Linked DNA regions of Mus musculus: region 1 is linked to region 2. A link is a contact called in ENCODE Hi-C or POLR2A ChIA-PET data. All regions are on one chromosome and are shown on one strand. The core of a region is the stretch at or near the end of the contact, and the rest is flanking DNA. Distances in the headings are between cores, read along the strand shown.

What was found. A loop is a pair of places that touch in the nucleus more often than their neighbours do. ChIA-PET counts read pairs that join two places held with the same protein, here RNA polymerase II (POLR2A).
Region 1: POLR2A ChIA-PET joins it to region 2 with 10 read pairs in embryonic stem cell. The contact joins the promoter of Plekhf2 here to the promoter of Ndufaf6 in region 2. A Hi-C loop is called at or near these places in 3 of 37 maps with a recorded cell type or tissue (heart, regulatory T cell and v-Abl transformed pro-B cells). POLR2A ChIA-PET finds 5 or more read pairs at or near these places in 3 of 5 experiments (all embryonic stem cell).

Annotation. Positions count from the first base shown.
Region 1 is chr4:11,006,202-11,008,927 of GRCm38, forward strand. It overlaps Plekhf2 (pleckstrin homology domain containing, family F (with FYVE domain) member 2), which reads right to left and starts at 1,418. Exons shown (of 2, transcript NM_175175.4): 1 at 1,192-1,418.
Region 2 is chr4:11,074,787-11,077,486 of GRCm38, forward strand. Ndufaf6 (NADH:ubiquinone oxidoreductase complex assembly factor 6) reads right to left here and starts at 1,419. Exons shown (of 9, transcript NM_001085493.2): 1 at 1,194-1,419. The coding sequence starts at 1,390.

The DNA.
Region 1 (2,726 bases), core at 168-2,667, 69 kb before region 2:
GTTTCATTTGGGGGCAGGGGCGATTATAAAGAGCTTTCCAAATAAGCAACTTAATACCATTCACCTCCCAATGCTCTCATGACCCATAGTGATTAAAAATAGCCTGGGTTAATTCTGATTTAACCTGGGTCCTCCCACCCCTTAAGCTATAAAGGTACAAAGATAGGGGCTCAAAACTCATGCACCTTTAAGGAACGAAAAGGAAAAAGAATAAAAAAAAAACTGAATCGTCAAAATCACCCTAATCTGTTTGTTGTGGTCCTGGGGTTGTTTGTTTCAGACTCAAGCTGTAGCCAAGGCTGGCCTTGAACTCGCGGCAATGCTTCTGCCCTAGCCCGCGGGAGTGCTCAGAAAACCGGCATGAGCCAACACACTGGGTTATTTCACTTAGTCTTAAGACAACACATGCCTTAACGTTTCAACTGAACGTTCAACTCTAAATGGTTCTTTAACGAGTCTCTTAGGCAACATATTAAAACATAACAAAGAAGGCATTTACCAGTTTAATGTACTTGGGAGTCTGAATTACTGCTTAGGTGTATGTAACCTGAATACTAGTCATTTCCACTGCACACTCACACAACTTACTGCTTTAATATTCGAGGACTATACAAGGCTACTCGAGCAACTTGGGGAACCAGCTCTTGGCCTTTAATAACATTAAAAAAAAAAAAAAACTAGGCAAAAGATCATAAAACTTAAAAAAAAAAAACCCTTCAAGTAGCGTGTAAGCTACCGCTCCTATCTGAGCCAATTGTACGGTGCCATTTTCATATAAAGTCATAAAATAAACTGCTGGAGTCAGAGCGTGCCCCTGACGCCCAGACCCTGCAAAGTTTTCAGACCGCACGATCTGGGGACCCGAGTCCTGCTGCCCCACAACTTCGGGGGCGACGCGAGGTCCAGTCCCCAGCCGCCGTCTATGGTCCCGGCCCTGGCCCTCCGGGCGGCGTCCCGCGGACGGGCGCGGCGGGACCCAGGCGGTTCCAGCCCGAGCGCCGGCCCGGAGGGGAGCCGCCCGAGCGCCCCGTTTCCCACAGACCCCAACATGGCGTCGGCCGCCGCCGCCCGCGCCAACCCCTCCCCGCGCCACGGCTGGCCCGGGCCCGCGGGGATAGGCGCCCGCAAAGTTTCGCTTCTCCCTCCCCAGCCCGCCGCCGCCCGGTGCGTCCCGACCCCCATGGCACCTACCCGACCCCGCGCGGGCGGCGGCGCCGAGGGTGCGAGTCCTCCTAGTCGCCGACTCCGGGCGCGGACTCCGCCTGCTCCCCGACCCCAGCCTCGCAGGGTTGCGTGGGGCCCCGCGAGGCCGGCGCGATCCGGACGCGGCGGGCGCAGCCGCTCGCAGGTGACTTCACCGCCCCTCCAGTCGAACCCGACAACGGCCGCTCCGGCTGGCTTCCCTCCTGCGCGCGCACCGGCGCGCCCCCGCCCAAGCGCCAAACACGGGCACGAGCACACCCGCCCTGCCCTTTCTTCCCGGCTCCCTCGCCCCGCCCATCGCCTTGCCCCGCCCCTCCATCCCCACGCGACCGCACGGGGGGCGGGCTCTTCAGCGGAGGCCACACCCACTCGGGGGCCTCCCCCGGCGGGGTTGGGGAACGCGCGCCTCTGCAGAGGTGACGCGCGTCTGAGCCAGCTGAGGCTGGACTGGGTCGCCTGACCTGACTTTCCTGACTCGGGCTAGCCTTCGGAAAGGGCTCTTAAGCAGTCCGCGAAGTTCTCTGGAAGAATGGGCGGAAGCTGCCTCCACGCCTCCCGCCCTAAGGAACAGGAAAGGCTTTGCTTCTCGCCACCCAACCGCGTCTGCCAACCCCGCCCGGCTCGGCCATTCAGCCGAACACCTGCTGTCGCTTTCTCCCAAGCCAGGGGTCTGCGCTTACCGCACCCATGACCCGCAGGCTCCTGTGTAACCTTATGCCGAAGAACTCCGCTCTTTTCAAAACTTCCCCTCGGCCAACTGCTTCGCGTACCTAGAACTCGGTGCTACCATGACGCTGGGTTAGAAGAGCGTTTACTAGGCGCTGCGGAGAGATAGCAGAGGCATCTAGGCTGGCTGGCTGGGAAAAGCACACCGTTTAAACAGGAAAGGGGTAGAAATTGGGTTATTATTAAAGTTTTATTCAGGAATTTTCTTTTTAGCCTCCTGTTGAGCAGTTCTCAACCTGCGGATCACAGGAGTCGCCTAAGACCATCGGAGAACATATTTTGCATTATGATTCATAACAGCAAAATTACAGTTATGAAGTAGTAACAAATAATTATATGGTGGAGACCACCGCAATAGGAGGAGCTATATTAAAGCATTAAGAAGATTGAGAGCTGCCGGGCGGTGTTGGACACGCCTTTAATCCCAGCACTTGGGAGGCAGAGGCAGGCGGAATCCTGAGTTCAAGGCCAGCCTGGTCTACAGAGAAACTCTGTCTCGAAAAACAAGAAGAAGAAGAGGAAGAGGAAGAAGAATGTCTGTGAAACAAATACAGTTGTTTTAAATTAGTATCCAGAACAAAACTGGCAAAGGAGATCAGTTGTCGTAATAGGGATAGTTACAGGATTTCAATCGTATACACACACAATCTTTATGTGTGCTAGACTAAGCACACTCTAAAATCTTTTTAAATTTTAAGATTAGGAACTGCTGTGTTTCTAGTGTCATCAATAAAAATGTTGCTCTTCGAATGCCTTTAATCCCAGCACTCGGGAGGCAGAGGCAGGCAGATTTCTGA
Region 2 (2,700 bases), core at 169-2,668:
GGTTCACAACTGTTCCAGAAAATCTGATCGGTGGCACTAGGCATGCACACAGTTCATACACACAAGCAAAGCACGCATACACGTGAAATAAAAATAACACACAATAAAAACAACAAAACAAAACAAAAAAGACCCGACACTTGAGAGGCAGAGACCAGAAGGAGTTCCAGGCCAGCCTGGTCTACAGGGTCAACCACAGCTACATAAAAACCCTGTCTCAAAACAAACAAAAACCATACCGGATAACTGCTGTTAGCAGGGAGGGCAAAATGCAGGGGCGGTGTGGGTGGATGTAATTAAGCCATAGATTATTCATAGGGCTCAATTCCCATCAGGCCCAACCCCCACACATGTCTACAGAGGAAATCCCAGATGTCTTTCCTGACACCAGGTGAACAAAACACAAGTCATGAGGCTGTTCTTGTAAATCTCTGGCAAATCCCTTGTTCCCTTGAAATTATTAAACTTCATCTTAAAAATTGTATTTATTTTTATGTGTATGAGTGTTTGCGTACACATATGTCTATACACTGCTTACCTGGTGCTCAAGAAGGCCAGAAGAGAGCATTAGATCTCGTGTCGGGGCTGGGAATCAAACCTGAGCCTGTTCTCTTAACCGCTAACCCATTTCTCCAGCTCTTAATGCTCTAACTCTTAAACTCCCTTGATGGGAATCACAACTTGAAAGGAGAATTAAATAAGCTGCTTTGGACTTTACTTTTGTAAACAAAATTTTAGCTTTGAGGTTGCTTTGTAGTTAAATCTAAACCTCTGGCCAGTACCTCCTAAGAAGATGCGTCAAAAGTGAGTGTGCCAACTTTTGTGAGATGTGTTTATCCAAAGCACGCTGGGCAAGCACCCTACCAATGGACCTAAAAATGCGCAGGCCCCGTGAATTACTTTTAATAGTGCAGCACACAGAGCCCAAAGCCAGTTAACGGTGTTAAAGTCACTAGCTGTCCATGAATAAAAAGTGCTATGCATGCAAAGGTTGTAGGGTCCATTAACGTTAGGGTTCAGGCAGAGGATGTGCTGAGCCACGTGAACAGGCCTGCGGTCTCCTTCTCCAAGCACGGGCACAGAGCCCAGCAGAACGCAGGACCCGGAGGACGCAGCCCCAGGCTCGGGGTTCAGCGCTCTGCGTTCCACAGGCTCTGGGCTCTCGGGGATGTCCCCCGGGCGCGGCCACTCACCTCAGCAGCTCCAGGCAGTAGAGGTGGGAACCGGGGATGCCTGGCCCGCTGGCCGCCGCCACGCTGCGCCGGACCGCCGAGGGCCCCGGCAGGCGCCGCACACGTTCCCACGCATCCCGAGGCGGCTGGCGATGGAACAGGTTAGCCAAACCGAATGGCCTTGGGCCGCGGACAGAACCCAGCATGGAGGTCGCCATGACACCCGCTTCGGGTGCCCTCCGACCCTGAGGCCACGCCCCCCGGAAAGTGGCCACGCCCCCGGCAGATCTCTGCAACTCCGCAAAGGAAGGACGCCACTCAGACCAGAGCCAGGTGTCGCTATAATCCTGCACATTGGTGACTTGGTTGTCCTCTCCAGCGTCCACTCCCACAGAACCCCAGAACGCCAAAAGGGATGGGTGCCTGCTTTTTAAAGAAGCGACTGACGTTACATCCTGTCACCCCAGAGACCCCCATCCTCTCTTGATCCTCTTCAAGGGCGCTATTGACACTTGTAACCGCACTGCTGGAAGCTTGTTGTACCTGAATGCCCACTATTCACCCACACACATTCCCAGAGACCTCCCAGCATAGCCCTGAACAGGTACACTGATTAGCCACTCTACCTCCAAGAGAAAAACACAAAGATGCTTGAGAGATGCACCAGGTTATGCCTCCATTATCAACCACTAAGGATAAAGGGGAAGGAGAGGAAGGGGGAGAGAGACAGAGACAAAATTTAATTTCTTTCCTTTTGCTTTCTTTTCCTTTTCCTTTTCTTTTTGTTTGTTTTTTGTTTCTTTTGTTTTTCGAGACAGGGTTCCTCTGTGTAGCCCTGGCTGACCTGGAACTCACTTTGTAGACCAGGCTGGCCTCGAACTCAAAATCCGCATGCCTCTGCCTCCTGAGTGCTGGGATTAAAGGCGAGCGCCACCACGCCCGGCTCCTTTTTCTTTTTTAACAGTAACAATATATCATTTGCTGTTAGTTGTCTCTCACAACACTCTAAAAGCCCAAGAGCATGGAGTCATTTGTTTCCTGCTTTAACCCATTGACAGTCCCTCGATGTTGTAAAATCTGACTTGCCTCTGTCATCTGTAACGCCAGCACTAAGAAGGCTGAGACAGGAAGTGTTGAGTGTTCAAAGTCAGCCTACACTACACAGTGAGGTTGAAGCAAGACAAAAAGAGGAAGTTGTGAACCTGAGATAGAAAAGTAGCCTCTCAGCCAGGAATCAGGCCAAAGCCTTTTGCCTGTGGAGAATTTAGAATTCCAGTATAAGGCTAGAGAGATGGGTCAGTCAGTAAAATGGTAAGATAGTACCAGATGAGGTGAAGGAGCTCAGAAGACAAAAAGGAGGCTCAGAGGGGCAGGAGACAAAAGAGGGTAATGGGAGGCAAATGTTGAAATACATTATGTACATGCCATAATGTGCTAATTTAAATACTTAAATACAACAGTTTAAAATACAATAAAATGATACTATACTACAAATGATATGTTGTTACCAACTATTATTAATTGAATA